Regions from separate parts of the Homo sapiens genome. Here region 1 is linked to region 2. The links are chromatin contacts, found by Hi-C in ENCODE. All regions are on one chromosome and are shown on one strand. Each heading gives the region's core, a stretch centred on a gene start or an enhancer-like site at or near the end of the contact. The rest is flanking DNA. Distances are from core to core; before and after follow the strand shown. Region 1 holds the start of TBRG4 (transforming growth factor beta regulator 4). Region 2 holds the start of MRPL32 (mitochondrial ribosomal protein L32).

The links. A loop is a pair of places that touch in the nucleus more often than their neighbours do. Pooled maps may share reads with other maps.
Region 1: a loop to region 2 is called in a pooled map, with 25 times the contacts of the local background. The contact joins the promoter of TBRG4 here to the promoter of MRPL32 in region 2. A Hi-C loop is called at or near these places in 11 of 50 pooled maps.

What each region holds. Positions count from the first base shown.
Region 1 is chr7:45,110,247-45,115,557 of GRCh38, reverse strand. TBRG4 (transforming growth factor beta regulator 4) reads left to right here and starts at 3,861. Exons shown (of 11, transcript NM_004749.4): 1 at 3,861-3,915. RefSeq lists enhancers at 3,334-4,089, 3,453-4,162.
Region 2 is chr7:42,930,736-42,935,785 of GRCh38, reverse strand. MRPL32 (mitochondrial ribosomal protein L32) reads right to left here and starts at 3,410. Exons shown (of 3, transcript NM_031903.3): 1 at 3,270-3,410; 2 at 650-831. The coding sequence starts at 3,399. It overlaps PSMA2 (proteasome 20S subunit alpha 2), which reads left to right and starts at 3,612. Exons shown (of 8, transcript NM_002787.5): 1 at 3,612-3,668. The coding sequence starts at 3,628. RefSeq lists an enhancer at 3,232-3,461.

The DNA.
Region 1 (5,311 bases), core at 2,612-5,111, 2.2 Mb before region 2:
GAACGGCATGAACCCAGGAAGCGGAGCTTGCAGTGAGCCGAGATAGCGCCACTGCACTCCAGCCTGGGCGACAGAGCGAATCTCCATCTCAAAAAAAAAAAAAAAAAAAGTCTTAGGGCCAGGTTCCAAAGGAAACTGTTCCTCTAATCACAACACTTCTGGAAGAATCTCAAGCATCAGAGCTTCTGTTCCCATGGGGTTTGGGAGGTGACACCTTCCCAGCATGTGGATGCATTCACCAACTTGGAAGCTCTCTGAACCCCATTGTTTAATAAGTTTTTATGAAGTTTCATTACCTAGGTATAATTGATAAAATCATTGGCCATTAGTAATGACAGTCAAAAGAAATGTTTTTATATGAGGAATATGAGCTTCCTCTAAATTATCAGGCCCAAAAAAAGGCATGAGAAAGAGACAGCAGTCACATCTCACTTCCTCCCTCTTGCTGAATAATCATCTTTTGAAGCTGCTTGCTATGTGGACTCTAGACTGACTGCCCCCCAAGTAGCTATAAATTAACCTAACAATACTGCATGCTGCACAACATAACTCATACCCTATCATTCAACAATGTATAGCCATCACTAATCAATGTTATTTCTGTAAACCAATGAGAATTCCTGACAAACAACTTTTTATCTGCCCCATGCCTAGTCCCCTTTTTTACCTTTAAAAACCTGCTTGTAACAAAGGCTTAATGAAGCTCATATCCCAGGTTACTTGCATGTGAGTCTTCTGGGCAGCTGTCTTCATTTTGGTTCAAATGTAAACTCTCCACTTTTATTAATTTTGCCTCCGTTTCTTCTTTTAGATAAACTGTAATCAAATCAATCTCCAGCCTCTCTCCTCTCTCTGGAGGTTGAGAGGTGGGGCTAAAAGTTTCAGCCCTCTAATCACATGGTTGGTTTCTCTGATAACCAGCTCCCATCTTCCAAAAGCCACTTCATTAGTGGCATAAACTCAGGTATGGTTAAAAGGGGCTTATGATGAATAACAAAAGATGTCACTATCATTCAAGAAGTTACAAGTGTTTTACAAATGCCCATCAATGATAGCCTGGATAAAGAAAATGTGGTACATATACACCATGGACTACTATGCAACCATAAAAAGGAATGAGATCATGTCCTTTGCAGGGACACAGATGGCGCTGAAAGCCATTATCCTTGGCAAACTAACACAGGAACAGAAAACCAAACACTGCATGTTCTCACTTATAGGTGGGAGCTGAACAATGAGAACACATGGACACAGGGAGGGGTACAACACACACTGGGGTCTGTCCATGGGACAGGGGGAAGGGAGAGCACCAGGATAAGTAGCCAATGCATGCAGGGCTTAATACCTAGGTGATGAGTTGATAGGTGCAGCAAACCACCACGGCACACGTTTACCTATATAACAAACCTGCACGTCCTGCACATGTATCCTGGAACTTTAAATTAAATTAAAATACACATACACAAATGAAAAACATCAGGATAGCAATTAGCTGGGGTGGAGGGATAAGAAAGAAGAGGAAACTCTCAGAAAATTGCAACAATATTGGTAATATTCTATTTCTTAAGTGGAGTAATGGGTTCACGGGTTTCTTTTCATAATTCTGCTTTGTAACTTGAGCATATTTAAATTTATATATACACTATATATATTATGTATATGTAGCAAACATTTTATAAATACAAATGATATTATCTTTATAAAATGCCTTAATGAAAACCTAAAGAAAAAAGTTACAAGGGTTTTAGAAGCTCTATGCAGAGACCACATATATATTTCTTAAGTCACAGGTGGCTTTTAGTATACTCAGTGTTGTGCAACCATCCCTATTATCCAATTCCAGGACACTTTTACCATCTCAAAAAGAAACCTCAAACCCATCAGAAGTCACTCCCTATTCTCCCCACCTCAACATCACATAGGTGACTCTATCAATTCACCTACTCTGGACATTGCAAATATAAATGGAACTATACAATATGTGGCCTCATGTGTCTAACTTCTTTCCCTTAGCATGTTTTCAAGGTTCTTTCCTCAACAAAACTCCATTAGTTTGTCTAAAGCTTTTCTTTTAACAGATCTATAAATCTGTTGTAATATTGTCTTTTGACAGACAACTTGTGAAGGATTTGGAGTAGAATTTGTGATAAATACATGGAATCTTAATTAACTGTTAACAGAAAAATCAAACTCTGTAAATTACTTAAAGAGGTTTATTCAGGGCCAATGAGTGACCACAGCCCCAGGAAAATACAAACCCAAAAAGCCTTAAGTGTTCCCGAGGCAGTCAGATTATAGTTTGGTTTTATACATTTCAGGGAGCCAGGGGTTACAGGCAAAGACATAAATCAATGTGTGGAAGGTATACACTGGTTTGGCTCCAAAAGACAGGATGTCTTGATGTGGGGGGTTTACAAGTTATATGTGGACTCAAATACATAGATATATACACGATATATGATTGATTGATAGATAGATAGATAGATCTCTTGGTAGGGGTAGATAGGGTCTCCCTATGTTGCCCAGGCTAGTCTTGAACTCTTGGCCTCAAGTGATCCTCCCACCTCAGCCAGCTTGACCAAGAGATTTTTTAATTTGCAACTGGTTAAAAGAGTGAGGCTCTGTGTAAAATTTGGAGTCAGCAGAAAAGAATGTTTAAGATAGTATGCCAGAATCAGCCACAATACACTGGGTCAAAAAAGACCTCTTCAGCAAGATTGATGGTCTGCAAGCTTGACTTAACCCTTGCCTTGCACGGCCTTAGGTCTTGTTTATAATTTGGTATCTTACTACCACAAAGTCTGTTAGTCTTATGATCTCTACTTTAACAAGGGGTGTTCAACCTCCCTTTCCAGAATGGCTGGGAACTCAGTTTTTAAGGTTTCTCTGGGGTCTCCTTGGCTAAGAGGAGGTCCGTTCAGTGCTTGGGGGGCTTACAATTTTATTTTTAGTTTACAAACACAAACAAACGTAATTATTTATTTTTATGTTTTTTGTTTTGTTTTTTGCGACAGAGTCTTGCTCTGTCAACCAGGCTGAGTGCAGTGGCAAGATCGCTGCTCACTGCAACCTCCACCTCCCGGATTCAAGCGATTCTCATGCCTCAGCCTCCCTAGTAGCTGGGACTACAGGTGCGCCCTACCACGCCCGGCTAATTTTTTTGTATTTTTAGTAGAGACGGGGTTTCGCCATGTTGGCCAAGCTGGTCTCGAACTCCTGAACTCAAGTGATCCGCCCACCGAGGCCTGGGATTACAGGCGTGAGCCACCGTGCGTAGCCAAGTAATTATTAACTCCACAGAAAATAAAAGGCTGTGCAGGAAGTAAAAATTAATCAAGTCCATATATAGACCTCAGATACATTTCGTTTGGGCTATCCTGCACTTTACTTTGTAATTAAACACCACTATTTAAAAATCAGGAAAATTGCACATAAAAATCCAGCTGCAAGTGGGCGCTCTGGAGTTCCCCAGTCTCCACTCACTCGTCCTCCCAGCCCCCACAGGCCTCAACGTCGCCTATCCCACTCCACCAGCCCAGTCTTCCACCGCCCTAGGAACTCTCCTACGCCTACGCAAGCAGGGAGGGATAGGGTGACAGCACCGACAACAAAGGGTCGTCTCCCGCACTCCGTATGAGGATGGCGTACTGGTCGGGGGGCAACCGAAGCCTTTCTTCCTAGGTTCTTTATCTTTTCTAAGTTTCCCATGACCTATCGCTCCGCTTGAGCCCTCAGCAAAGATGTCACCCGCCGAAAGGTGTGGCCGGAAGCTGGAGGCGTGGCTTCCGGACGTGCGGGGCGAGGCTCGTCTCGTTTCCGCCGGCGCTCCGAGTGACGTAGGGAAGCGCGCCGCGCACCTCATGGTTCCGGGGACAGTTAGGGCGGCGGATGGAGGTCAGCGGTGGTGCTCGCTGCGTAGGTCTTGTGGCACGGGGAGAAGGGGCGGCTGATCGTGGGTTTCGAGTGCACAACACAGGCGTGGCTGGGAAGGTCCTGGGATGCGGTGGAACTGGGGAGCAGGCTGGGACGCGGTGGGATGCCGTGGGCCTGGCCGTCTGCTCGTTCCGTGCTGGCTTGCCAGTGCGCACGCTTCCTCTCTAGCCCGCGCGGCCAGGCCTGGAAGACGCCGCCCCTGTTGACCGTCCATGACCCCAGCGAGCCAGTTTTCGTGACTTAGTGCAAGTTGTTTTCTCTCTGCATTTTAGAACTAAAGTTTTGGATTGCTGTTTGCCTAAACTCAAGTCTGGCTCCTGGGCTTCCGTTTACTCGGCTAAACTGCTCTTAGGGCTCTTAAAAAATTGGAAAGGCGGCCGGGCGCGGTGGCTCACTCCGGTAATCCCAGCACTTTGGGAGGCCGAGACGGGTGGATCACTTGAGGTCATGGTGAAACCCTGTCTCTACTAAAAATACAAAAATTAGCCAGGTGTGGTGGCGCGGGCCTGTAGTCCCAGCTATTTGGGAGGCTGAGGCAGGAGAATCGCTTGAATCCGGGAGGCTGAGGTTGCAGTGACTCGAGATCGCAGCATTGCACTCCAGTCTGGGCGACAGAGCGAGACTCCGTCTCAAAAAAATAAGTCGGAAAGATTTCTACACTGTGCTTAGGCTCAGGAAGTGGTAGATGTTGCGTTTGGGCAAATACTCCGACTCTCTGATCTCTCTCTCTTTTTTTTTTTCTTTAAGTGGAGTTAGACTAAGCTTTTTACAGCTGCTTTAATCCCCTCATATAAAAAGAAAATGTGCTGGCCATATACCAAGTTCCAGGAAGTGGAGAAAGATCAAACGTACATTCTGCTTTGGCAGAAATGAGGCCTAGGTGAACGTTTTATCTTGCCCTTGTCGCATGTCTTCCCTGGATCATGTAATCACCGTAGGGAGCTAGACTAGCTGATAGAATTTTTTTTCTTTTTTTTTTTTTTTGTGACAGAGTCTCGCTCTGCCACCCAGGCTGGAGTGCAGTGGCGCGATCTCGGCTCACTTCAAGCTCTGCCTCACCCTCCCTAGTAGCTGGGACTACAGGTGCCCGCCACCACGCCCGGCTAATTTTTTTGTATTTTTAGTAGAGACGGTGTTTCACCGTGTTAGCCAGGATGGTCTCGATCTCCTGACCTCGTGATCTGCCCGCCTCAGCCTCCCAAAGTACTGGGATTACAGGCGTGAGCCACTGCGCCTGGCCGATAGAATTGTTAAAAGCAACATCAAGGCTATATGTAACACATTGCTGGAGATGGCAACATTGAGTTTGGCCTTGGAAGGATGAGATGTATTTTAAAGGGTCTTATAGGGGGAGGAGGAGACCCAGATAACAAGCCCT
Region 2 (5,050 bases), core at 2,161-4,660:
CGAAAATCTACTGCTTCATAGCTGTGTGACCACAGGCAAATTCTTTTTGCCTCAGTTTTTTCATCCTAATAATGAAGAATATCTTATTTGCTTTGGAGGGCTATAAGACATGATGAGATATAATAAACATAAGGCACTGAGATACATCATAGACACTTAATTGTTGTTAGCTATTATATTACTTATCTTAGGGTTTTCCTTCATGGTATTTTGTTGGAAATGATAAAAAAATAAAACAAATATGTAAGGGCTTGTAAAACCCAAGATTCAGTATACCTACTGCTTCTAGCTTTAATTCTAGGCTCTGCCATAGTTAGGATGTTTACTCATCTGTAGTTCAAAACTCACACAGCTCAAGACTGACACAGCTCACAATTCAGAAGTCATGTAGGCACCTCACAGCCTCGTTCCTTGCCCAGTCTCCAAACTCACTCCTTCCTTGACTGTGTTTCTAATACTCAGGCTAGAGGACAGCAGGCTCTAGCCTTCTCATTATGTATATAATGAGAATACTGTATTTCATTTAGGCCAGAGGAAAGTAGACACATATAATCTGATAATAATTTATTCCTAGGCTATAGGAATCTACCATGAGCTTATTCAATGGAGGACTTGAGGAAAAGCACACCCACAAAAATCAATGCATTACCTTAACTTTAATAAGCTTCTGCGGATTTCTTCTCCTACACCGGTTAACTTCAATGGTGCGTCTATTTTTGGGAGCTGCCATCCAAAAGATACTGTCCAAAAGGCTGGAATTCTCTTTACTTCCACTGGTATCATTTGCTGGCTCTGTAAACATGGCTGGGCCCTGTACTGCTAATGCTGGTCCTAGGAAATAAAACATAAGAGATACAGAATTAGTTTCTAGCTTCTAAATTACTATTTACAGATATCATTTTCCTTAACAATCAATGGTCAAACATACACACACACAAAAACTATATATAAAATTTAGAATGTGAAACTCAATAATGAGAAACCTTAGCTATTAAAATACACTAAAGCTTATACAATTTTAAGGAACACAGAATTTTTTCTTAGCGGATCCTGCTGAAAAGAAGATCAGTGAAATTCCATCAAGTTTCTTATCTCATAAAATACAGGACTCTGATAGGCACCTAACTTGAACAAAACAAGCAAAGAATCACTCAACTGTCCACATTCTATTAATACTTGGCGGGTAGTAAGTACCTGATTAATTTACAAGTAAATCTAGACAGATTTCCTGAATACACTTCTGACCGGCACTGATGTAACTGCCAATTGCCTTTTCTTATATTCAAACTGAGTCAGGTCCTTTATGATACAACCTCTTAAGTCACTTAGTTCCTCATAACATTTAATCTTGATTCCTGTCTGCTCTCTAAAGAAAAGAGCCAGCTCACCATTTCTCTGTATGGCCTTATTTATGTGACTATCAAAGTTTCTCTTTTTCTGAATTGCTTATAAAATCAACATTCCTTTACCCTTTCCTTGCTATTTCTTAGACGTGCCATACTTTTTTTTTTTTTTTTTGAGACTGAGTCTCACTCTGTCACTCAGGCTAGAGTGCAGTGGCGTGACCTCGGCTCACTGCAACCTCCGCCTCCCTGGTTCAAGTGATTCTCCTGCCTCAGCCTCCCAAGTAGCTGGGATTACAGGTGTGCACCACCACGCCTGGTTAATTTTGTATTTTTAGTAGAGACAGGGTTTCACAATGTTGGCCAGGCTGGTCTTGAACTCCTGACCTTAGGTGATGGACCCACCTTGGCCTCCCAAAGTGCTGAGATTACAGGTGTGAGCCACCGCGCCCAGCCCACATACTTCTTTTGATCTTAAGAACTCTTAAAAATACACAAAGTTCTCTAACACTTAACAACTGGCATTTATTTTCAGTATGTCCACAAGTATTGCCAAGCATGCCCCGGTGATTAACAACACAGGCTCAGGACTGTCTGTGAACTTGGGACCATTGTGAGCCTACTGTTTCAGTTGGAAAGTGTATACACCTAATGGGACTGTTGTCAAGATTATCCCAGGAAGTACATGTAGAAAGCTTGGCACATTGCTTGGCATATAGTGGCATATATTTTCTTGGTATATTTCTGGATATTATCACTTTCAGGCTGCTTAGAAATTGAGTAGAATGTAAATGCCAAAGCCATGACAGTTTCAACATCCAAGATACTTCCAATTAAAATTAATTCCAAGTGAAACATGGGAAACAGAATTCAGCTCCTCAGAGCTCAAACACCACAGAAAACATGTACTGCGCGGGAGGGAGGGAGGAAGGGAGGAAAGAAGGGAGGGAAGGGAAGGGAAGAGGAGAGGGGGGAGAGGGGAAGCGGGAGGGGAGGTGAGGGCAGGGCTGGAAAGGAAAGACAGATCCAGAGAGTGGTGAGCCTTGATGCCAAGTGAGACCTGCAGAACTGTCCTCTCAGGACAACTCTGTACAAATCCCTGAACTCCACAGACTTGACCAAACTCTAGCATAGTTTCTAGCAGCATAAGGCTGTATCCTAGGATGACCTCGGCCCCCCCTTTAAAGTGCCTGCCTGAGAAAGCTCAACGCTGCCTGGAAAATTTCCTATTTATTTTGGCCAACATACCCCGATAGTAGGTCCCGAACTCCCTTAGAGCATTTCCTGGAAAGGGCATATAATTGTAAATACGTATCCCTTGCAACTAACTCGGAAGCTTTTCTTTCAAGGCCCTGAGAGCCATTCCTTCGAAATCTAATCATTAGGAAGGATAGGGCCTTTGTCTCCCAGTCTCTGCGGGAGGATAGAATTCTCCCTAAGACAACTGCGAGCTAGCAGACACAGCCGGCTAATCACATTTGCACTGACTTCACTATACTACACTTCTCTGACTCTACAGAGCCCCTACACTCCCGCCTCGCTCATTCTCCCTTTAAAACGCCCAAAGTCACCTCTGCACAAACCGGGATGGAGCTCAGCTCTTTACCTGCAGTAGTTACTGAATAAAATCTGTTTTCAGCGCTTTACTTACTGGCTGGCTATGATTTATCTTTGACACAAGCTTGGGTTACATTCTGTGTACGAATGGAACAAGCAGAGGAATTTTTTTTTTTTTTTTTTTGCGGTGGAGGGAGCGCAAAAACAGTCGTTCTGTTCTCGCTAATATGGGAATGTCACGAACTACGTCCCCGACATGAGGCCGCGGATCAGAACCGGGGCTGAGGGCGAACTGTGTAAGCTGCGTCTGCTACGCTGCCCGAGGTCCCGTCATCAGCCCCCTCTCCCACGGAGCCCTTCTTTACCTACCCCACGGAGGACTGGGAAAGCCCGGCCGGCTCTGCGGAAGCTTCCGTAGCAGTCGCTCCCAGTAGTTTCGAAGCACTCCCCGGGCCGCAGACCACGGCGAAACCACCAAGACCAGCATGGCCAGCGCCATTTTCCCTGCTGGAAGACCGCCCCGGTCCCGCCCCTGCTTTCAGCATGCGCACAGGCACAGAATCGGGCAAGCCTCGCTTCTTAGAACTACAACACCCCGCATGCTCTTGGAGCAGCTCTGACTCTCCTCCAATCATAGAGAGTAAAGGAAAGGTGAGGGGCGGGGAAATGAAAGGAAATCGGCCACAGTGCGCATGTGTGCGGCTGTGCTTTGGCTCTTCGGGTAAAGATGGCGGAGCGCGGGTACAGCTTTTCGCTGACTACATTCAGGTATGGAAGGGGCCCTCGAGGTCTTCAGCGTAGTCGAGGTTGCTGGTACTCTGTCGATTTAGTTTTTCCCATCCTGACGTCGGCATTGGTGCTTCTGGAGGGTCCAGTAGGGAATGGAGTTGGAAATGCGGCTTTGCAAAGTCATTTGCCAGGCCGACCCGGGATTCCTGGAGCTTCCTTGGTCGGAGGCTGCTGGAGGGTCGGGGGGATGCGGTTTTGCGGGGTTAACATGGGGCTGCGGGACGGTGAGGCACATAGCCAAGGATTCGCTTTCACTTTGGAGACCAGAAAAGAAGGCAGTTTTAGCTTAACCATCTCTGGGTGGCCCGTTCCGAACTCAGGATTTTTTTCCTGGCTCAAGTAGACCTGATGCGGTGGTTTCTGAAACTTGGAATCTTGGTCAAATATGTGGGGTTCCCTTTTCTTGGAAAACTCTCAGCTTTACAGTTAAGTCGGAGTCTTGGTCTCCATTTGGCACTAGTGTCTTTCAAAACCTCCCGCTTTCGGTTTCTTCGATGCACGAATTAGAAACATAAGGACTAAAAACCGAAAGCCCCTATCACTTTTTTGTGAACCCCTAACAACGAGGCAAGTTTGAGTTTTGGTCTTTTTTTGGTGGACTGGGGGGAACGTCGGGGAGGGGGATGTTTACTTTAAACAAGATTGTAGGTTTTTCTATTGTAGAAAAGGGGATTAGAATAATAAGTTTACTTTCCAAAATACAGTTGGGGCGAACCATGGCTCTCAACGTGAGAAAACCATCGCCGAAGACTTTTAAAAATTGACTGGGGAAGTTTTCTGACTTACCCATTTTCTTAAGGATCAGTAATGCCCAGTTTACTTAAAATGTACTCCTGACAACTGAAGGCAGGCGGGATCTAACTTGTTGAGTACTTTGTTAGGTGCAACTTAACCTTAACCTGCTCCATCTCTTTCCACTGCTATAATGAATGTTATCTCAGCTTCTTACAGATGAACTAACCGCAGCTTGTACAAATTAAACAACTTGTCTAAGGTCATCGGTGAGTAGCTGAGTTGACATTCAAACTGGGTTTTTTTTCTGATAACAAAAATACACTTTCCATTACATAACGTTGTCTTAAATTCCAAAAGTACTTTTCTCTTGGCAGTTTTCAGTAAGCAGTGGGTGTATGTAATAGTTTTTTTGTAACCTTTGAACGAGATTAATTTAATTATGCAATAAAAGGTCTCATTATATTACATATGACAGAATAGTGTGTGCAGGATGTATTCACTGTTCCTATTTATGAAGAAAACAAATGTGGTCCTTTTTTTAGGGACAGGGACTTGGCAGCCTCCAGCTCTTGGGCTCAAGGGATCCTCCTGCCTCAGTCTCTGGAGTAGCTGGGACTAGAGGTGTG